3 separate regions of the Homo sapiens genome follow, and regions 1 and 2 are each linked to region 3. The links are chromatin loops, found by intact Hi-C in ENCODE. Cell type or tissue: mammary epithelial cell. All regions are shown on one strand.

What was found. A loop is a pair of places that touch in the nucleus more often than their neighbours do. Peaks named below come from ENCODE experiments on the same cell type or tissue, not always from the same donor. Only the 100,000 strongest peaks of a DNase experiment are listed, where the experiment ranks them.
Region 1: it touches region 3 in a loop (4-fold over the local background); 23 of 110 quality-filtered maps call a loop at or near these places.
Region 2: a loop joins it to region 3, with 7 times the contacts of the local background. A loop is called at or near these places in 9 of 110 quality-filtered maps.

What each region holds. Positions count from the first base shown.
Region 1 is chr5:95,898,364-95,906,363 of GRCh38, reverse strand. It overlaps ELL2 (elongation factor for RNA polymerase II 2), which reads left to right. Exons shown (of 12, transcript NM_012081.6): 6 at 5,284-5,408; 7 at 5,584-5,671; 8 at 7,554-8,000. Among named protein-coding and RNA genes, the nearest start is that of LINC01554, 50 kb to the right of the region's middle. In mammary epithelial cell, no CTCF peak of the experiment used is centred here; a DNase peak (open chromatin) is centred at 4,513; H3K27ac peaks cover 1,945 bases.
Region 2 is chr5:96,064,643-96,072,642 of GRCh38, reverse strand. All of the region lies in intron 1 of LOC101929710 (a long non-coding RNA gene), which reads right to left. LOC105379096 (a long non-coding RNA gene) reads left to right here and starts at 176. Exons shown (of 4, transcript XR_001742447.2): 1 at 176-242. It also overlaps a transcript of CAST not described here. RefSeq lists an enhancer at 6,285-7,187. In mammary epithelial cell, no CTCF peak of the experiment used is centred here; a DNase peak (open chromatin) is centred at 4,452; H3K27ac peaks cover 3,512 bases.
Region 3 is chr5:96,332,380-96,340,379 of GRCh38, reverse strand. All of the region lies in intron 3 of LOC101929710 (a long non-coding RNA gene), which reads right to left. The region is part of intron 1 of LOC107986365 (a long non-coding RNA gene); the gene reads right to left. LOC124901034 (a long non-coding RNA gene) reads left to right here and starts at 6,614. Exons shown (of 2, transcript XR_007058881.1): 1 at 6,614-6,887. It also overlaps a transcript of CAST not described here. In mammary epithelial cell, a CTCF peak has its summit at 3,792 (motif pointing right); DNase peaks (open chromatin) are centred at 3,829 and 4,289; H3K27ac peaks cover 1,128 bases.

The DNA of each region.
Region 1 (8,000 bases), 430 kb after region 3:
AATCATCTCATTTTAAGCACTTAATTAAAAACTAGTTGAAATGTGAGCATTGTCTTTATTTGGGACCAACAAATTTTGTTCTCAAATTCCATTAAAAAGAAAGTAAGAAGTGTTTGTTATCTGTTTTTAGTGTTGAATACACTAAAGTATTGCCTTAATTTGTATTGATTATTGTCGGTGAAATTGTGCAATGTATTCTATTGGCCTTTGATTGGTATAAGCCAGAACATTTTTTGCCTACTAAATAGTTTAAAATGTATCTTGCCCCACATACTTTGTGCTGCCCTTATTACTCTATCTTTTTCTGCCACTAAGTGTGCCAAGATCAGTCATTTGTCTGCATAAAAGCATATGAAATTGTAATGTATTAGCAGTGATCCCATACTTTATCACAAGCTTACGTGTAAGAAAGTAGGCCATTGTTTTTTAAAGTCAGTGGTTTGTTAGACTATAACCTCCTACATATTTTTTTCTTCCTTCCTTCTGTCCATCTGTCATAAATCTTTATGAGCATTCAGATCCACCATAAATGGTGGTCCATCTTTTTTACTTTTTCTAAGGAAATAACATTTCCAAAGAAGTTATTCTGAATCTCATCATTTAAAAAAAAAAAAAACCCTACAGGTTTTGATCTGTTATTCAAAGAGTAACATTTCAAGTCTATTTTTTTATCCATTATCTCTTACATTCACAACATAATACTAAATGTTATGAAAGGGTAAGACCATTGTCTCCAATTCAGGTTAGCCAGTCCCCAAGGTATCTCAATCAATCTTAAGGATCTTTATTAAGTCCTTTAGCACTTTTTGGAAATAATTTAAATCCATATGTCACATAGCAGTTTTAAGAGCTCAAAAGAAAGAGAATAAATGAGAATGAGGGTGTGTGTGTTCAGTTTGATATCTGGAGAAGCAGTGAGAGTCAGGTTACAAATCACAAAGCATTTGGTAACTGCATCTCCAGAAAAGTTGTGAATTAGCTTCTCAGTTTGATAATGGAGAAGGCAAAATGACTGCAGAGGCAATTCACACATAGACTACTATTGATATATGGCAGTAATTATGTGATTGTGTATATACATATAGATATCTAAATATATATATATATACGTGTGTGTGTGTGTGTGCGCGTATCTCAAAGTGTAGATAAACTTTACCCCCAAGCGAGGCATGAGAGTTATTAGTGTTGATCATTTGATAGAATCTAGAGCATCATCTCATCCTGGTAACATATTAGAATCCCTTGGGTAGCCTTTAAAACATGCCAGTGCCTGAACTCCACCTGAGACCAACAAAAGCCAAGTATCTGAAGGTGGGGCCTAGGCACTCATATTCTATATGGCCCTAATGATTCTAATATACGAGCTGAAACCACTGGCCTAGTGAAAACACAGAAAGGCTAACAACATCGACCATTTTTTGAGCATATACTATGTGCCAGGCACAGTGCTAGGCATTTCACGTGCACGATCTCATTTATCCTCCCAAGAAAGATATCAGGCATATTCATAACTTTGACATAAACCAATTATACCTAAATTCCCTTTCCTGAACATTGCTAGCAGCTAACAAAAAAAAATAAAATGACTTTGCTCTAATAAAACTGACCAAAAGTAGGCACCAGAGAAAAGAAGAGCCGCAAGATACATACAAATCATCCCAAAATTGGTTATTCTGTCCCAGACAAACTAGTTGGGAAACAAGTTACCTAAAATAATTAATCAGGCTTTGCCTGTGCCAGTAGAGATAATTTGCTTATTTGTTACTTACACAGTAGTTTTCAGAACCCTGTGGACATTATTAATTCATCAAAGTAATAGGTTTTTAAAATAAACTAAGATGTTGGCTCCCGGTAAAATTTGTACCTAAATTTAAAAGTGCTTAACATCCACCAGGAAATTTGTGTATTGCTGTTTATTATTAAACTGGTATGTATTAATAAAACCTTTTTTTCTTAGAATGACCTTTTATGGAAAAACTAAATTTTAACAATCAGAAACTAGATAAAGTTGAATAATGTATCCAGCTTAACATTTGGATATTTGGCTCAAGCTCAACATTCATTCATTCAATTCAACTTATTAAGTACCTACAGTGTACCAGACACTGTTTTAAATGCTGGAATCCCAAAGTAACCCCAATAGAAACCCTGCCCTCATGGAGCTTATTCATGAGACAATTTCAGGACCAGTGAGGAGTTGAAAGGAGCTGGGGAAGGAATCCTCTGCTTTAAGTGGAGAGATCAGGGAACCTTTTCTCAGATGGCTGCATTTTAGACTGCATTTAGACTGCATTTAAGACTTCTACGGCAAGAATGGCTTGGAGGGGCAGGAGTAGAGGAGAGAGACTACTTAAAGAGCCTAATATTTTGTGATAAGACTTGCTAACGGTTAGGTGTAGGGAGACAATGAGGGGAAGAACGGAATCTGTGATTATAGCTAGGTTTTTGGCTGAGCAATTGAATGGATATTGAGCCATTGACTGAGATGCGGAAGGATGGAAAAGAAGTAGGATTAAGGGGGAGAAGAGGATCAGGAATTCTGTCTTATATAGACTCCATTTGGAAGATGTCTATTAGACATATCCAAGTGGAGATAGATGTCAGTAGATAGTTATATGTAAGGGTGTGGTTGTCAGAGGATAGTTGGGGCTAGAGTTATAAATTTAGGAATTAGCAGCATATATATTGGGTATTGAAAGTCTTCAAACTTAATGAAATCATCTTAGGAGGAAATGAACAGAATGAGGAAAACAGAGCAGAAAACAGGCACTAAGTACTTTAGCATTTCAACATATAGAGGATTGAGAAACAGAGACTTAAAAAACAAAGGTCCTAGGCCAGGCGCCGTGGCTCACCCCTGTAATCCCAGCGCTTTAGGAGGCCGAGGTGGGGGGATCACGAGGTCAGGAATTCGAGACTAGCCTGGCCAACATGGTGAAACACATGGTGAAACTCTGTCTCTACTAAAAATACAAAAATTAGCTGGGCATGGTGACAGGCGCCTATAATCCCAGCTACTCAGGAGGCTGAGGCAGGAGAATTGCCTGTATCTGGGAGGCAGAGGTTGCAGTGAGCTGAGATCATGCCACTGCACTCCAGCCTGGGCGACAGAGCAAGACTCTGTCTCGGAAAAAAAAAAAAAAAAAAAAAAAAAAGGTCCTAAGAGAGGCGGAAACCAGGAGAATGTCCTATTACAAAAACCTAGAAAATGGATTGCTGTGGGGGTGGGGGTGTCAATGTGTGTAGTGCTGGGGGTAAAAGAAAATGGAAGCATTGCCAGTGGGGCGTAGTGGCTCACACCTATAATCCCAGCACTTTAGGAGGCCAAGGGAAGATTGCTTGAGCCCGGGAGTTTGAGACCAGTCTACACAATATGGTGAAACCCCATCTCTACAAAAAATACAAAATACAAAAACTAGCCGGGCATAGTGGTGTCCACCTGTAGTCCCAGCTACTCAGGAGGCTGAGGTGGGAGTACCACCTGAGCCCAAGAAGTCAAGGCTGCAGTGAGCCATGTTCCTGCCACTGGACTCCAGCCTGGGTGACAGAGTGAGACCTTGTCTCAAAAAATGAAAAAGAGTAAGAAGAAAGAAAAAAGAAAATTGATGGATTGTGTTTATTCCACCTCAAGAAATCTGGGTGTATACTATATTAACTTATTTGCAAATTTGAATTTTGCAAATTTGAATTTTAAGATAAACCTATTTTCTCCTTAATAGAAACATTACTGTTAGAATAGTGTTCAGCTAAGTTGTGAGAAGCATAAACTATCATATTTGTTAGTACTTTTAAAAGACACAGAAAGAATGATCTATTCCAGTAGGAAGTCATAAGCAAGAGTAATTTTCTCCTAGCCTTAAAAATTAATTACTTTTGGTTTGGCACGTGAACCTGTATGTTTGTGTAGTTAGTTAATGGCTAAGCCGCGAAACTCTAGGAATTGCAGTTAAGGGATAAGAAAAGATTACACTTCGGAATAAACTGGCTGACTAATAACAGTAATTTGGGGGTTCTCTAGGCATATGTTTTCATTTATTGGTTTGGGGAATTTCAAGGACTTTGAGTAAGTGGTTCTTCAGGAGAACTGGCAGATATAAGGAGCAAGCGTGGTTATCCAAAGAAAGACAGACAAGGTTATCAGAATTGATACTATTTATGAAGACAGTGTTTGGTTGATGACTGAAAGGAAAGTTTGTAACCCAACATTTGGGCACTGTTTGGTTTCTACTTAATACAAGTGATCAAGGATTTTTATTGTGACTCAAAAGTAATGGACTCAATTGCCCAGAAGTAAATAAGGATGTTGGTAATACAGTAGTCCTTATCCGTGGTTTCACTTTCTGGGGTTTCAGTTACCTATGGTCAACCATGATCCAAAAATATTAAAAGGAAAATTTCAGAAGTAAACATTTTGTTAGTTTTAAGTAGCACGCTGTTCTGAGAAACGTGATGAGACCTCACATTGTCCTGCTCTGTCCCGCCCAGGATGTGAATCATCCCTTTGTTTAGCTTTACATTGTAGATGCTACCCACTCATTAGTCACTTGGTAGCCATCTTGGGCCATTATTAAGTGCAGTAAGGGTTACCTGGACACATGCACTGAGATACCACAGCAGTGGATTGGATAACCCTCTGTATGTCCCCCATTAGTCACTAGCCATCTCCGTTTTCAAATCGACTGTTGTAATATCATAGTACTTGTGTTCAAGTAATCCTTATTTTACTTAGTAATGGCCCCAAAGCGCAAGAGTAGTGTTGCCAGCATGTTGGCATAATTGCTCTATTTTATTAGTAGTTATTGTTAATCTCTTACCATGCCTAATTTATAAATTAAACTATCAGGTATGTATGTATAAGAAAAAAACAGTATATATAGGGTTCGTTACCATCGGAGTTTTTAGGCATCGACTGGGGGTGTTTGAGTGTATCCTTTGAAGATAAGGAGGGGACTACTGTACAACTGTTTTGGATTCCTTTGACTAAAATAATTGATTTTTTTAAAATCTTCACTTTTTTCCTAATATGGGCTTATTATCTGATTAGAAATATTAAAAATGCAATGGCCATTCTGGGAAAAAAACATTTAGCTGTGTATATAAAGCTTTAATTCCCAAAATGAAGTTAATGGCATTTATTGAGATCTGGCATATAATACAAAACTAGCAGTCCCTTTGGGGCCAATTGATGTAATTATTTTCAGTGTAAATCCTAAAGGTTGCCTGTTTTAGGTTAGGAGATGATAGTAAAAATACCTAATGCTCTGTTTTTATACCTCATACTAGGTAGCCAATCTGAATTCTAAGGACCTCTCATATACCTTAAAGGATTATGTTTTTAAAGAGCTTCAAAGAGACTGGCCTGGATACAGTGAAATAGACAGACGGTCATTGGAGTCAGTGCTCTCTAGGTGAATTCTTTTTTTCTTGCTTTTAAAAAAATGTTTCTTTAAAAATTATGGAAATAAGTCATTATTTTAGTCATTGTTATTTTAGTGTTAAGGTGGGAAGGGAAGCAAGGCAAGCTTTCTATCATGAACATTTTTAAATCATCTCCTTAACACATAACATGTGTGTCCTTTACAGAAAACTAAATCCGTCTCAGAATGCTGCAGGCACCAGCCGTTCAGAATCTCCTGTATGTTCTAGTAGAGACGCTGTATCTTCTCCTCAGGTATGTCATAAACATAGAATTATAGACCTGACATAGATATTAGGGGCCTCTAATCAGGTCCTCTGATGTATAAGTGAAGGAAATGAGACCCGGAGAAGCTGGACAGCTTGCCTGCCCAAAGCCATCTGGTTATGGCTGAGCTTAGCCTAGAATTTAGGTCTTGGCTTCCAGCCCAGAACTTTCTCCACTACACAGCACTGCTTGTCAGAGTACTTAATGTCTACCTTGCTTTCCATTTTTAAAGTTTACATTTTGTTGTAAGATTATCTACTTTCCAATTTGGTCACTAACTAGAAGACTTACCCAGTCCCAAACAATTATCAGATTATATGGAAAATTGAAGATACTTAATTTTGTCTGTCAACATGTTCCAGAAGAATATTTTTTGGGGAAAATGGATTTACAATCAACAAATAAACAAAAATGATGGCATGTTTCCATGTTTTCTTTTTAATTGGATCCTTATCAGAGTACTCCCAATCAGATTCTTCTCCAGTTTAGAGTTTTCCCCCAAGAGATTCAGCTCATCCAAGAAAAAGGTGAGAAGGTCCTAGGCAGTACTAGAGTGAAGCCTGCCTGATTCTCAGCTGATTGGCCAAACTCAGAACTCTCTCGGTGTTCTGGGTGCTTTTGACAGACAGTGGGACGCACCTCCCCACCCCAGTACTGCTGACACAGTGTCTTCCCTCTCTCTCTCTGGACCTTACTCCCAAGAATTAGTGAGAAGCCCACAGATGTGTGGAGAACACTAAGCATACCCTGGGCAAACAGCCATTCGCACATCAGAAAATATTAGAAACTTATTGTGAGGAACAGAGGGGGAACAAAAAAGAAAAAGGAAAAAAAGCAGGTCTGTCCTTGCATATATACAATGTCTGTGGAAGTCTCACTTTTAATGCCAACTATTATGAAACTACTTCTACTCTGATCAAATTATATACTAGGTGCCAAATAAATGGTGTTAAATTGAAAACAAAATAATGAGTTGATTAACCATTATTTTCTTTCAAGCCAGAATACAAGCTACAGCATTACATTTAAGCATAAATGTGAATTTATATTTTATAGTTTTCAACTATCTAAATTTCCTTTTTAACTTAAATACTATTATTGTTGTTGACAGATTAGGCTACTATTACCATGATTTTTTTTAAAGTACTTCCACCTAATTTTAATGGACCAATTATTAAGACTTATCTTCCAATCTGGTAAAGAGATATGTAACGGTAAAAAAAAAAATTAAATAGCATTTCAACAGTGATAGAGATAATTAGAGAAACTATTCTGAAAGTGCTGGCTGTTCCCACTCTAAGACAGGTGGAATGATAAATGACAGCCAAAATACTCTTAACTGGAGCATTTTAGCCCATTAAAGATTAAAATAAGTGCAGGCTATTGCCCTTTACCTAGCTGTGTTAGTTCTCACAGAGTCAAACGGCACAAATTGCTTTCTCTTCTCATTTAATATAACTAGGTCAACCACAGCCAGCAATGGAGGGTGACTGCCTCTGTTTAATACTCTCCTGAGTGGTATAATCCACATAAATCAGCATAGTCTCTCTTGGAACTTAGGGTAAAGCTGTATGATTAGAAAGAATTCAGTAAGCACTTCAAGAAACATTTGCCAGATTCTGCTTTTTGACATTAAACATGAAAATGTATTTCACATTTGGTTTTGTGTTGTTGTTGTTCTGGTTTAGTTTTTGTTTGGGTTTTTTGTTTGTTTGTTTTTTGCTTAAGCATGAAGAAAGCGTGTAATATTACAACCCTGGTAATATTAATAGTAAGTAAGGTTACTTAGTTGTTTAACCAGCCATGCATGTATTGAATTTATTTAATTTTAGTGCAAACTGGCTCACTTTTCTCCTTTTCCCTCCCCTAGAAACGGCTTTTGGATTCAGAGTTTATTGATCCTTTAATGAATAAAAAAGCCCGAATATCTCACCTGACGAACAGAGTACCACCAACACTAAATGGTCATTTGAATCCCACCAGTGAAAAATCTGCTGCAGGCCTCCCGCTGCCCCCTGCGGCTGCTGCCATCCCTACCCCTCCACCGCTGCCTTCAACCTATCTGCCCATCTCACATCCTCCTCAGATTGTAAATTCTAACTCCAACTCCCCTAGCACTCCAGAAGGCCGGGGGACTCAAGACCTACCTGTTGACAGTTTTAGTCAAAACGATAGTATCTATGAGGACCAGCAAGACAAATATACCTCTAGGACTTCTCTGGAAACCTTACCCCCTGGTTCCGTTCTACTAAAGTGTCCAAAGCCTATGGAAGAAAACCATTCAATGTCTCACAAAAAGTCCAAAAAGAAGTCTAAA
Region 2 (8,000 bases), 270 kb after region 3:
CACAGCTATGCCAGGGATATTGCTGATCTCGTCAAATTATTTTAACAGTGGACTTTTTTTCTATGAAAATCCTCCCTGAAACTCAATATGTAAAACAGAGTTTAAAGAGACAAATGGGTTTCATGGGCAGTTTACATCTTAGTTGATTTAAGGAAAATGCTTCTCATTTTTTGCAGAAAGGCTGAAGCACCTGTAAAAGCTCCTAGAGTCACTTAGAAGACATTTAAGTCATGAAGACACTGGTGAGTAGCTCTCCTGCAAATTCATGTTCTCCAGCCGTAGCTGCTGCTAACCTTTGGCTGGCTTCCTTCCTCCTCCACACAGTGGCTGTTTCAAAATTGTTCTTTCAAGTCCTACCTGTTCTTCAACCCCTTACTCCCTGAAGAGTATAAGGACTCCACAACCACGAGGGTCAGGCCTTAACAATATAACTACCAAGGCTTCTTTCCTCCCTCCTCAAGGTATAATGCTCCATACCCCACCCATTCTGAGCTCCTTTTCTATTGTTTTAGTGTTTTCCCAACACCAGGCATTCAAATATTACCTCCATGACTTTTGCCACATCTGTATTATTATATTTTTTATCAATTTAAGTTTTCTTTTCTAATCAATATTAGTTTTCTTTGTATCAATTTAATTTGCATTAAAACCTTTCATTGGAAAATGTTAAACATATATAAAAGTAGAGAGAGTAATATAAATTATGTACCCATGTACCGGTCAGCTTCAACAATGACCCATGACCAGCTTCAACTTATGACCAATCATTTCTTCATTTATATCAACTCACTTGCCCCCACTTCCAAATATTTTGAATTAAGTCCCAGTCATAGCACTGCATCAATAAATATTTCATTATGTATCTCTGAAAGATAATGGCTTTTTAAAACTTTTTTTAAAAAAACTAGCAGATAAGGAAAAAGGATAGATACAAAAGTAAGGAAGGACCATAATCCGGGGAGTAAAACAGCATCCCAAGTGAGAGGAAAAACCAGAAAGGTGAGAGACAAGCAAAGAAAAGTAGGTCTAGGCTGGCCAGGAAAGTCTCCAAAGATTAAGAACAATAGGCCTGGTGCCAGGAAAACTTTGGGTACAGGTGAGGGCTGGTCCATGAAGTATTGGTAGGACTTTGGGGAAAATGACAGTGCCATTGGTGGGTAGGAAGGATGCCTAGGAATAGGGATGGAAAAAAGGGAAGCAGAGAAACTGGTTCATGCCTGGGGACTGATATACGAGTGCTAGACAAGTGATTCTACAATCAGAAAAATACCAAAGAGAACTGAAAGGGACTGGAGACAGAGAGATGGTAATGGTGGTAGTAGCTGGGGGAATGGTGTGTCTGGGAAAGCATAGAGCTGGGACCTGAGACTCAAATGGGGTGCTGGTTTGGGGAAGGGTTGTTAGGAAATATAGGGTGAAGTGGGCTTGAGAAGGGACACTGCGGGGACTGAGGGAAGGGTGGGTACAAAAGGATGAATGTTGTATATTGGTGAGGGCTGAGGAGAGGCCCACAGCATGTGACTGTCTACCCTAAATGGGTCGTGATCTTGGCCTAAGGCAAAGCACCTCTGCATACCACCAATGACCTCCTGCCTGGGGAATCCAGTGCCCTTTAGTCCTCACTCTACTCATCTCTCTGTAACATTTCACTTTCTTGCTCACCACCTTCTTCCTTTGCACTTTTGATTTCCATGACACTGTAGATTTCTCAGTCTTTGGATTCTCCTTATACCTCCCCAACTTGTTCTCCTTAGTCCTTGGGCGAGCATTCCTCCTCTTCCACCTGCCCTTCTGGGGCAGATGTTCCTAGGGTTACATACTTCCTGTTTAGCCTTGTCTATTGCCACATCTATAGGGTGGTTACGAAATTTATATCTCTAGTCCTATCTGCTATTTTAAGCCTAGAACCCAAATTTCTGTCTATTGTACAACTGTCTCCACACTGATGTGCTGCAGATATCTTCAATTCAACGTATTCAAAAACAAAAACTCAATTTTGTCTTTCTGTCCCACAGATCTAGTCCTCCCATTTTCCTTGCCTTGGTCACAACATCGCCAATCACCCAGCTGCTAAATGAGAAAACTTGGAATCAGTTTTGATTCCTCCCTCTTCTTCACTCACTAACGTAGGCATGTTTGTGGCCACCCAGCATCTTGTGAACGTGCATTCTGTGTTTGAAGAATTTCTCATACTGTGAATCCTGTCCCTTCAATATGTGGGTACTATAGCCTACCCAAATTAATACATAAAATCAGTCATCACAGATAGTGACTCTGACAAAGGAAAATAATATGGGCCCTTGTCCTTGATTAATAAATGTCTAGTTAGGAAGATGCTTACATAAATAAACAACTATAAATCAAGTTATGAGCCTTGTGGTAGGTTCCATAGCAGTTATAAACAAAGGGCTTTGGAAATGGAGAGGAAGGAATAATTACTTGACTAGGGATAGTGAGATTAATATTTAAATCATGAAACTTTAAGTGAAGTATATTACCCTCATAATGTTGTTGGGCCTCATCCAATCATTTGAGGGCTTTAATAGAATAAAGGCTGAGAATAAAGGCTGACCTTCCCTAAGGAAGAGAGAATTATGTCTCCAGACTGTCTTCAGACTTAAGCTTCAACCTCAACACTTCCCTGGTTTATTTTTGTAGAGACAGGGTCTTGCTTTGTTGGCCAAGCTAGTCTCAAACTCCTGGCTTCAAGCGATCCTCTCACATCGCCCACCCAAAGTGCTGAGATTACAGGTGTGAACCATCATGCCTGGCTTGCATAATTTGGATTTGCCAATCTCCGCATCTACATGAGCCAAATCCTTAAAACAAATCAAGATAGATAGGCTGGGTGTGGTGGCTCATGCCTGTAATCCCAGCGCATTGGGAAGTGAAGGCAGGAGGATTGCTTTAGGCCTGGAGTTCAAGACCAGCCTAGGCAACACAGCAAGACCTCCCTCTCTACAAAAAAAAAAAAAAAAAAAAAAAAAGTTTAATTACCCAGATGTAGTGGCACACACCTGTAGGGCTAGTTATTCTGAAGGCTGAGATGGAAGGACCACTTGAGCCCAGGAGTGAAGGCTACCGTGAGCTACGATTGCACCACTGCACTCCAGCCTGGGTGACAGAGCAAGACCCTGTCTCTTAAAATTTTTTAATTAAAAAAAGATAGATGGATAGATAGATACACACACACTATTGGGGCATGTGCATGTATGCACATACACACACACATAGACACACACACACACACACACACATAGACACACACACACACACACACACACACATACATACACACATGCTTTCCAGTCTCCACAATCACATAAGCCAGTTTCTTAAAATAAATCTTAAATTCTTAAAATACACATATATTTGTGTATATATGTGTAATATAAACATATTTTATATACATACACACATATATATGTATATATACACACCTGTCTTCCCATGTGTATGTATACATATATACATACACCAATGTATACATATATACATACAGCTCTTGGTTTACATGTATACATACATGAAGACGGAATCAACAGGATGTGTGTGTATGTGTATACATATATATACACATCTGTATATACACATACACACACATACACACATATACATCTGGTTATACACATGCACATATATACATATATACATCCGTATATACACATACATACACGCATACATCCTGTCGATTTTGTCTTCATGTATGTATACATGTAAACCAAGAGCCATATGTAAAAATGTATACATTGGTGTATGTATATATGTATATATACACACAGGAAGACAGGTGTGTGTATATATATACATATGTGTGTGTGTATATATAAAATATATTTTATACATATACACACATGTGTATATATTTAAGTTAAATATATGCATATATGTATTTACATACACATTTACTATGCATATGTATATAAATATGTAAATTAATATACATATATGTTTAATTATATATACATGAACAATTAAAAATTAACTGGGCATGTGCATACATACACATATTATACACACACACACACACACACACACACACACACACATAATCCTATTGGTTCTGTTTCTCTGAAGAACCCTGACTAATACAGGGTTCCTTACTAGTCCAGTGGGTGGGTTCCCATATCAGATGTTTAGTAACTGCTCCATGAATGGATGGAGCTGGAAGGGAATATGGAGCAGGAGAAGTTGAAAAATGTGAGGCAGTAGGGCACAGGGACCAGGAGTCAGGGTAAAGTTCTAGCGGGGTGGAGCATGATTCTCAAGGTGAGACTTCAAGAATCCTGCTTCTTATTCCGTTTTCCTAGACAAGACCCAAGACAGACACTGTTCATTCAGTAATAGAGATAATATATAAGGCCAGAGGTTCTTTTGGCTAGATCTCTAAGAGACCAGGGTTCAGACAGGGTAATGGTGAAGAAATTCCCAAGCAATGAGTCAGGGCCCAGGAAATGCTTCTGCCTGACTAAAATGATGACAGGATCGTTATCAAGATGTGTCTAGATGTGCACGTAAGTTATGAAGCGTAGGCCAGCCATGACCCTCTGTCCTTCCCACCTGTGCCGCCTACATCTTCCCTCACACTCTCTCCCTGACACCTTTATTCCCAGAGATGCTCTTTACCTCTGACTGCCTTTCCCCAGCTAGAGTGGCCTGTCAGCTGCTGTGGGTTCCTGGCATTGCCCAGCCAGGGCTGCATTTAAAAGCCATTTCACTCTCTAGTCTGTGCAAATACAGGAACTGTGTAAGCAAGTTTTTTTTTTTTTTAAGGGAAAACTATAAAATGTGGACAGTAAATTACATTGCTGTTTTTCCCCTCCCAGTGCAAAATGGCAGGCTGTTAAGTGGTTTGGAGCTAAGTCAGTGTTTCAGATTAAAGGGAGTCAAATCTAAACCTCACATTACTTCAAGAGCATGAAAAAGATATAGCCTTAAATAGTCCCTATAACTGACAGAGGGAAAGGAGGCTGATTGTCAGTTATTACTGCTAATTTTGTATTTGCAGATAGGTGGAAGGTCTCTGGATCTTTTTAAGCACAGGTATGCCCATTTTAAACTAGGCCAATTTAGGAAAACCTAGTCTAGCAAATCAGAAAGTTTAGCAAGTGATTCTTCACATTTCAAAGAATTCTTCACTTCGAAAGCAATTAAGACCATCTCTATGATTAGTAATGGTTTAAAAGTCTGCCACAAATGTATTCCTAATGATCCATCAGAAAAGTATTTCCCTTACTGAAGGGCCCTGGTAATTATTTAGAGACTATAATGAGCCATATCCACATTGCATTATTTAAAACATGTATTTACTGGAAGACTATATTTGACAAAGGATTTCCTACACCTATAAAATTGGCCCCACTGTCAGATTAAATTGTAAAAGGAAAATAAAAAGAAAATACAGAATATAACCTTAAGCACAAGATTGCTTGAAATTCAAATATAATACCCCTATTACCTATTTTTACATGGCATTAACTTTAAACAAAGGATTGAGTACCTGACATTATAGGAACCTGAATATAAATTTGTTTATCCCACAGATGTAGTTTTATTGCTTACTATATGTAAAGCACTGTGTTATCCCCTAAAGTAGATAGAAAATGAAGGTGATGCTTTCCCTCCAAGAAAACTGGAGAAATAAGGCATAAATATGAATCACTTAAGAAATAACAGGGCTGGGTGCAGTGACTTAACACCTGTAATTCCAGCACTTTGGGAGGCTGAGGCTGGAGGATCAACTGAAGCCAGGAGTTTGGGACCAGCCTGGGCAACATACTAAGACCCCATCTCTACAAAAAAAAAAATTTTGTTAACTTGCCAGGCATGGTGGTGCATGCCTGTAGTCCTAGCTACTAGGGAGACTGAGGGGGGAGAATTGCTTGAGCCCAGGAGTTCAAGCTTGCAGTAAGGTATGATCACACCACTGTACTCCAGCCTAGGCAATAGAGTTAGATCTTGTCTCTAAAAAAATTTTAATTTTTAAAAATTTAAAAAAACAAATAAGATCAGAAATTATATAATTAAGTGCCACATTGAAAGTCAGACGGTAACTACAACAGGAAAGGGAAAACTTATATGGGCTGAAGTAGTAAGAGATATGAAACCTGATCTAGCTGAGAAACAGATGAGAGGAAGACAGGCAAGAATTTGCCCTGAAACTGGCTCAAAACAAGCTAGAGAAAGGACTTAAAAATGGAAAGAAATAGGCAGAAAGTGCAGAGGTATTAAAAAAGAAAAAAAAAAAAGGTTGTTAGAGAAATCATTATCAAATAGCAAGCAGTGGGAATGAATGGAACAGTACAGAGACAATGGGGAAAAGAGAGTCAGAAATCATAAGAGATAAGAGATCAAACCCTGTCATAGCAAAAGGGATACAGGCTGTCTATCAAAGCCCTATTGTTCAGGCTGACCCTGTCAGCAAGATTCACACTAAAAGGGTATACTACAACTTTTCAGTCTCCAAAGTACTGGCTTGCAAGTGACACTTAAACCTCTTTTAATGATAGACCTAGTTTGAAACTCACAGAACAGTTTTTCATCTTCTCTCTTCATTAACCTGCCTGCACTAGCAGTTTTCTGTCATAAAATGCTTAACAAAGCTTTAACAGGAATGGGAGTGTTCTAGTCTGTTCTCTTCCTCATTACACTCTTAGGAGGTGCTCTCTCTGCCCCTGTAATATATTTCCTTAATACAGTTCCTGACTCCACTGAACTCCCCTTCAATTGTTGGAAACTTTGTTCATGATCATACCAGGGACAATATGTGCTCTTTCATAGTCATAGTAAGGTGACAAGCTTTGAAAAGGATCTGTGGGTTAATTGCCCTAGAATTAAACCTTTAAGGCCCACAGCAGGGGCAGAGCTAAGAGTCATCTCAGCACAAAGAGAATTCACTCTCTGGCAACAGGCTGAGGGGCTAAACCAGGGTTTAAAAGATCCATGCCTACAGGGTGGAGGACAACCCACTTTGTATACCAAATATGCTATTTCTATTTCTAGATTGTGGTGTCTTTTAGTTGCACAGTGCTTTACAACTTTAAAAAAATCCTATCACTTACCTTATCTCATGTTCTAAATGCTTTAAAATAAAAGATGCTTCAAAACTAGAAAATATTAATTTGCCTTACTGTGTTGTAATATATACACAGTATAGAGAATAAGTTTTAAACATACAGCTCAATTAATTTCTACATATATACATATAAATACACACACACACACACACACACACACACACAGATCATTAACCACCATAGGATATAAAGAATTTCCAGGACCCCAAAAGGCTCTCTTGAGTACCTCCCCCAGTAATTTTTTTCCTCACAACATTAAAGCTTTTTAAAATAAAAATTTAAAAATTGTTAATCCAAACATTTCACTGATGTTTAAGGAAGCTGATTTGACTCATTAATATACTTTCAAAGTTTTAAGAAATAATGATAAAAAAAAAAGCCAAAGACTTATATATGTTAATAGTTTCCACCAAAAAGAAATGTACTATCCCTCTCACTAAACCCTAACCTTTTGAACTGACTCATCAGGGACTTTTTAACAATACTAGGAACTATTGGTAACAGGAATAACAAGTACCAGAAGGCAACAGTTAGCTTTTAAAATGTTTAATCCAGAAATATACCCAAATACATAGCCATTACCAACATGTGAAGTCAGCGGAAAGAGGATAAAAGGAGCTAAGCAAGGGGACATCTGGCCTGGCTTTTTTGTGAAGTCTTCTGTTAATTTTTATGCTGGTTTAACTAACGCACATAGCATAGAAATAATATAGTAGCATAAATGTTACCAAGGGCAAGAATCAGAAACAAAAAACAATTCCCAGAAAAGGGAATTTCATACCTTTCTACGAAAGACTAGGTTATTTCAGGCAACTATGGGCTTATAACTATTTAAATAGTTAAACAGGTGGCTTTCTTCTCCTGTAGGCCACAGGCACAAACTACAATGAATATCACTTGTGAAAATCAGGCACAAGTGAATGA
Region 3 (8,000 bases):
TGGTGGGGAGGGTAGGGGGAGAGTGGGGGTTGAGGGCAGAAGGGGCGAGCTGCTTTCAGCATCAAGTTCTTTCTACAAAAGGACCTGAGCTGAAATGAAACAGTTTGCCAGAGGCTTCTAGAGATAAAGGTGGACTCCCGCAGAAAATGTTCCAGATCCTGGGAAGACAACAGCGCAAATTAGATAAGAGTGTATCCTTGTTTAATAGTTGGCATTAGATGCTGCAAAATATAACCTTGAGGTAAATAGCAAAGACATGGCTTTCCTTCTTTCTCTTAATACTGACTGCTTAAAAAATTTTGCCCAGTCATTGTTTCCTGTCCGATTACCATAAAGTCTTTCTGTGATGCTTTCCTCATTGAAAGGCCATGAGTTCAGGCAAGACTTTTAAGTGTCTAGGGGTTGAAGATAGGATCCTAACCCACAGAGCTCAAGGCACTTTGTCTCTTTCCACCTATAGCCTGTCTACCTGTCTCTCTCAGGAACCTAGGAGGGATTCTCAGAGGGCCACCCTGGGGAGATAGCCACACTCAGTTTACTAGGTTTACTGTGTTCTCTGCAGCTTTGGGCTCAGAGGGTCAACTACTCGCTCTACCTGCAAATCAAACACAGAAGAGTTCCTGTCCTCAGCAGGACTCACCTTAGCTCTCCTCCAAGGACAAGTGTATCCATAACTGGTATGGATACACTTGCATTTAACAAGGATATTTGTATTATTTGGCTACATGCCTATGACTTCAAGTTTTATGTTAGGTGTCCTTGTCACTTAAACTCTGGGGCTTTGTCCAGATATAACTGTGTTCTTCCAATGAAACAAATTTAGATCTCTTTGCACTTTTGGGTTTTCCCCCAGCTCACTGTGTGATTTTAGCTTAATCACTTAATTCTCCCACTCTTCCATTTCCCATCTATCATGTGCAATGTTATGACCAATAATTAGTGAATGGCAATAACTTGAACTTACAAAAGGCCTTCCTTCCAGGAAACTCACAATACTTCATGAGGGCTAGTTGGTATCCTTCACAAAACCCCAGTGAGAAACGTTTTGCTTTTTATACTGTTTTTCTACTTGGTTCTATTTTTATAGATGCACCAAGAAGATTAAATAAGTTTCTTGGGGTCGTATGTTATCTTGGTGTCACATATTTTCTTGGTAGCATGTTATCAAAAGCCTTTGATGGTGCTCTTCTGGCAATGCTGTTCAAATCAAGTTGCACAGCTAAAGTACTTAGTGTTGGTAACTGGCAACAATCAAAAACTATAATAATCACCCGTAAAGCTGGAGACCTGGCCCCTCATTATGTTAGCACATATTAGGAAATATGTTTTGCTACTTTTTTCTTCCAGTAATGGTTATTATTTCCCAGTCAAATCCAAGTTCTGTTGCTGTTACTGAAATGGAGCAGAGTGCCCATGAGCCAATGCCTGGCAGTGCACTCCAAGCAGCCTCCACTGTCACAACACAAAAAACCAAACCATCTACAGAGCCAGAATGGCACACAGAGGAAGACAGAAACATGAGAAGTAGCCTTGCCAAAGTCCAAAGGTCTGAGCAAGAACACCAGGAGCCAAGTCTCTAGAGCACAAACAACCAGGCAGAAGGGCTCCCAGGAACAGGATGTTCTGCGGCATTTCCAAAAACCCCTGGCCTCTGGGCACGGCATCCAGAGCTCACCAAGCACCCTCTTCCCAGGGGTTCGCTTCCAGAAAGAGAAATATAATATACTTTGGAATGAGCAGCAAGCTATCCACCAAATCACATTTCTACTTATTGAAAAGTGAATCTCTTTAGACTAAATCTCAGAGCAAAGTTGTTTGGGGGGAGAAGTGATGTGATCAACTTTTCCCACTCCAGACTCAGAGTTCAATACTTTCTATTATCTAAATATACCTGTTTAGGCCTTGTGAGTTACCTATATTGTAACCACTACCTACAGAAATTTACAAGTTCTAATAATACCATAAACAAGGATTACAAAGGAAGAAGGAAGGAAAGAATAGGATAATAAATGAAGCAAAGTATGAAGAAAGCAGAAGTAAAACAGCATAAGGCAGCATATAGCATTAAGTCATAAGTCAAAAAACGATGCAGAGTTTTTGAAACTCTCAAGAATATTTGAAACTGAAATTTGAAGTGCATAAATGCATTTGAAATATGAAAGCAGAATAAAAATAGGTTTGTTGTTTTGTTTGTTGAACGTTTCAACCTAACAGAAGATGATGACAGAACTTCTTAATGATTATGGTCTAACAATTGTTGTGTCATAACTTTCAGGAATAAAAACATGGACACTGTTAGTAAAGTCAAGTCTATTTACTCCTTTCATTTCTCATTCCAAAGCTTTCATCCTAGCTGTGCCTCCAGCAAGGAATGCTGGATAGAGTAGGCTAAGACAGAAAAAAAAAATTAAAAGTTTTCCTTAGCTATAGAAACATAAGGAAAAATTTCAAGTACTAATGTTTTATATGTGTTCAAAATGTTAGAGGTATTCTGTTAGGTTCATGTCTTTGCTAATGCCCAGAGGACTTTGTAAAGACAGACAGTAAACTAATGAAGAGAGAAGTAAAACCATTGATTTGATGTCAGAAATCAAGTCCAAAGATGTCCAGATTTGTAATGAAGAAAAAGGTTCAGGTTGCTGGATTCCCAGCACAGCAGTCCAGCTTTGAACTTGGAGGAGGTAGATGCCAAAGAGGACATTAACATTGAACTCCACAGAAGTGAGCATCATAACCATGGTGCACAGATGTGGCTACCTGCATTACAGAAGATCCAGCTGGTGTCCCCAGATCCCTCCAAACATGTGTGGAATCACAGGAATTCAGACGTCTTGTTTCCTAGCTACTGTGTCCTGAGCTTTGCGGCATCTTACTTCCAGTGTTACTACGGACATAAATGGTGTCCTAATATTTTTTCCCTTTCTTCAGTGTACTATGAAGTTCAATGTCAATTGACATAGTACCATAATAAAGTACATAAAATATAATTTTACCTATAATTCTTTAGTATTATATGAGCATACAGAGACCATAGTTGGTTCTTACCATTAAATGAAAGACTTCCTTTTTTTTCTCTCTTGATTGAAAATAGAAAAGGGGAAACCAGGCTAAAAGGGGTTTGGGTCAGAGCTTAATGGCATATTAGGGTGTCTATGGGTGTGTGTGTGTGGTTGTGTGATTCATTTCCACTCTCATGTCAGAAGAGACCCTTGGAATCAGAGTAAGTTTTACTTTGTTTTAGCTCAGTTTCGCTTTCAGGGTTCTATGATATCAGGGTTAAATTCATCCATTTAAATTGCAAGCCCAAATGTTTTCCAAGTGTCTTTTTTTCAAATATGTTTCATCTAACATTGTAAAGATCAAACGTAAACTCCTAGCTTCTGCAAAACAGCTCTTACCCCAGGGTCTTCCATATTAAATATTTACTGAATTAATGAAACTCTTCCCAGTTTTACTCCTAAAACATACTTTCTGGTGATTCACAGTTTTGAAGTGTGATCTTCTACTACTTGATTAACAGACATGAAATCTAAGTCCTCAGATATTAAAGGAAGAACCGGGACTAAAAGTCACATCTCCTGACTCCAAATTGAGTGTTTTGAGGTCCATCACATGCTTTACCCCAAATCTCTATTCCCAAAGTAAATTAAAAATGTGTGACTCAGAATTAGACATCTGGAAAAGCATTTTGGGGACAAAGAACAGTAATAGTAAATGTCTACAGCAAAACCTCACAAGAAACTGCAGAATGCCTTAACACTGTGGGTTTGATGTGCTCCTTCCAATGGGAACCTCTAGAGGGCAGTCCACTCTTCATAACAGACAAGTTCTGCCGGGTTTACAAGAACTCTGGGAGCGAAAAATCTAAAATGTTTGGCATACTTTCTAACAGCTTTCAATCAAACAGGGCACACAAATATCTCAGGCCCAGTCCAATTTTTGGCTGCGTTGGAGAAGAACGCGACTTAACTATGTATTTAGCTATGGGTTTTTTCTCTTTTTCCCTCTCTCCCTAAGCATGAAGGCTCTAATGTTTAATATGAAATGAACTTGAAACTTCCCTTATAATACTAACCTAATACACTGGAGTAAAACATATTTATTGGTAAATGTGCAAGTAAAGAACAGAAAGAGAACAGAAGACTTGCAGAGAACTACTGCCGGTTGAGAGTTGGAGTCAAAATAGGGGGCAGCGGGTGGTAGGAGCTAAGGTTTAAGAGATAGACAAGGGACAGCCCCAGGAAAGGAGGTTGAATTTCCTTGTGTAGATTCAGAATGACTTTAGCAAGAGAAGGACTGGGTCAGATTACTGTTTTGTATATGAATCATTCAGGTAGCTCTGGAGAGAGAATGGAGTGGGCCAGGTCTAGAAACCAGGAAGCCAATTGAGAGACTGTTATATTGGTCCAGTTAAAAGAAGGTGCATTTGAGATAGGGTAGTGGTGGTAGGAGTGGAGTTGAGAGGATGGGTTTGAGAAATGCATAGGAGGGGAAAACATCAGGATGTAATGATCAGTTGGATAAAGGGAGTGAGGAGAAGAAAAAAGTCAAGGCAGACATTTTATAACTTTTGTCACTGGGTAAAGAGAAGGTAACAGAACAAATAGAGGTTTAGGTTGGAGGGAAGTGATACATGTAGCTTTTGAGCAATTGAATCCGAAATGTCTGAAGAGTGCCCAAGAAAAGCTGCCTAGCAGGTGATGGAATTGGTGAGCCTAAAGCTTGGGGGAGAAATTGGAGATGGAGATTGAACTAGACAGTCATTACTATACAGATGGTAGCTGAAATCCTGAGTGTAGAAAAATCCACCCAAGAAGAGTATCAGTAATGAGAAGAGCGGTAGGCTAAAACAGAAAGGTAGGTAACCCCAGCATGTGGGTGGTAGATGGAGGGAGAGGAGACCATGGTTGGGAAAGAACAGAAACAAATGAGGCAAGCTGAGAGAATATAATATGACTATCATAGAGAGTGAGTGGTGCACACAAGCAACATGGCCAAATGCCCCAGAAACATACAGTGAGACAAAGATTGGAAAATGTCCACTGAATTTTCCAGCTACAATATGGGTGGCCTTACCAAAAGCAGAAGCCAGATTGCAGGGGATGCAGAGTGAATGGCACATGAAGTGGTCACACTGAGTATAGGTAACTCTTTAAAGATGTTTGGATGAAATAGAAGAAGAGATAGGACATCACTAAGAGGACATGGGGGTCAAAGGTAGACTTCTTTTTTAATGAATGGGAAGGAGATGAGTAAGCTTGTAGTCTGAAGAGGACATACCCCTGCAAGAGGAAAGGTGGATGTTTCAAGAGGGAGGATGGCTGTGGAACCTGGTCTTGGCATGTGTAACTGGGGTCGGCCTTGAACAAAAGGAGACAATGCATCTTCTGAAATTGGAGGACGATAATGCAGGGTGTGAGTGGAGCTCTGTTCCTAGGCATGGGTGAGGCAAGAAATGGAAGGCGCTCATGCTCATTTGCCTCTATAGCAGGATAATGAATTTAGATATCATTTTTGATATTGCATTTATACTGTAGCAGAGTCTCCAGTGGATGAACAAGTCAGCCCTTGTATTGTGCGCTCCTGATCTTGCCTCCAAGGGTAAGGATCACTTTTGTGCTTCTAGGTGAAAAACGAGTTTCTGGGACACTGAGGTAGCAGCTCCATCCTAGGCTTTTGTTTGAAGTGGTTATTTAATTGGGATTCTGCAAATAGTCACTACTATGCCTACTGTGTGGCTATATTCATACCTGAGGAAGTGGCATTGTAGTTGAAGGAAGTGAGTGACAGGACCGTGGGGGTGACTTTTCTGGAACAGAGAAAGGGGCCAGTGGCAGAAAGTTGTGCAGCAGGCTGAAAACCAGGCCCTTCCAATACAGTTCCCTGAAGATGGCAGAACCTCCGATGGTGTGGCTTATAGATGTGCAGGGTCCTGAGTTTCCCAGTAGTGAGAACCAGGCCACCTCACCCAAGTTGCACTAGGGGTGGAGGTGGGTGGGTGGGCTTAGGAATAGAACCTCCAGCCTTTAAATGGACCTTTCTGGCCCAGCCAATAAACAACTAAGCAGTGACTGTGATAGGCTAGAGAAAAGAGGTCTCTCCTAGAATTTTCTGCACTGAGCAATCCTCCAAGGATGCCTGACTGCCTCTGGAGAGCAGAACCTCCAATAATGACTGCTACTGACCCTTGCCACACTCTGGAGGGAGAATTTCAAACTTGAATTAACAATGAACAACAACAAAACTGTGCTATATGACATTTCTTGCACCTGAGTATTATAAAGAAACTTCAGCCCTAATACAACTCAATTTTCTGAACAAAGTAGGTAGCAAGTTTGCTAATAGTGAGGAGCATATGAAATGGGTGTTGAAGTGAGGGTCTGAGACCCATAAAAATATTTTTAAAATATAGAGTCTTGGACTTACGAACTCAAAGAATGTTGATGTTGGAAGGGACCTGCTGCTTGCTCCAGTTGAAGCTGCACTGTACTCCTTTTGCATGTATTTTTAAAATCAGAATAAATGAAGCTCAGAGAGGCTAAGGGTTGCATGTAACGCCACACAGCTTAGCAGAGCTTCAGCCTGTTCTCTCTCATTTTGCCTTCAGTTGGAACAGACACCCTTTCCAGAGCCTCCCTGAGCAATCACTGTGCTGAGTACACCCCTCGCCCACCAGTATTGCTCCGCACAGAGGCCTCCCCAACTCCAGGTCTCACCACAGAAGCTTGAGCAGTCCAGTTCCCTACCCACAGCTGACCTCCAACAGCAGGAAGAAGGAGCTTCAGCTTTGGACCTGGTCCCTGGCCCCACCTGACTCCAGGAGGCTGCCCAGATCAGAACAGGGAGGATGCTGGTTTCAGTCGGGAAGACCAAGCAAGAAAAAAAAGGTGAGAAGGCTCATGGGGCCCCATTCCTTTCCATTCACTTCACTCACACAGGAGGAAACTGAGGCCTCCCAGCAGGTCAGAGACTTGCCCGGCCACCTAGGGCGTCTAAGTCAACAGGAAAAGGCTGCTCATTCTGGTTTTTCTTTTTCCAAGCCTCTTTTCCAAACATAGAGCTCCTCATCTGACCGTGCAGAAAACAGCAAAAGCCTCCCTGTATTAAAGTCCCACCAGGAACACACTGTACAGGTCACTCTAACTCGGGCACACACTGAGTCCTGGAAGTGCAGACAGAGCCAGAGGAGCCCCAAGCCCCTGCCCCTGTTAACTGGGTCACCGCTTCACACCGAGAAGTGGGAGGGGAAAGGCAACAATTTGCACTTCGTTGATGGGATATTAATGGAATCAGGGAATGGCAAGGAGAGACGCTATAAAAAGACAAGAACTTCTTCCCTTATAAAATTGGCAGCTCAAGCCCCAGGTCCTTAAAGAGAGAAAGGACAAACAACAAGGACCAAGGCAGCAATCAGCACGCTGAGCGATAGTGGCCAAAAGGAAACCACCTGGCTGGAGTCAAAGGTACAGATGGAACCCAAGCCAGGAGACCAATTTGTGTGGAGGAGGGAAAAACAGGGCTGGGCAGAGCCAGAAAAGGCTGTTAGGATACCTTTACAGCAAACTCAAGCCTCAATGGGGTGTATGTGAAGGCGTGGGACAGCTCGGCAGGTCCTTGTGGAGCTGCTAAGGAACCTATGCAGTGTCAGCAGTTTGAAGTGTTAGCCGGACAGTTTTCTTCATTATCCTCCCCCTGACTTGCACCTAGAGATAAAACTACCCCATCATGTCACATTTGTAGACGTCCATGTCGTCGCTCTGTCCTCAAGTTTGGACTCACATCTCAGTTTCTGGGACTTGTAAGAACAGGTATCTCAAAGGAAGGCACAATATTCTGCATGCAACATGATTTTAGACGTACACAACCATTTTTATTTTAATATATTTTTATCATCACCCACTACTTAGGATAAGCAATATTAATTTTATTTATCATTTAAAAATTTACTAAAGTAAAAAAAAAAAGCCGAAATCAATTTAAAGAAAGAAAAGTATTCCAGC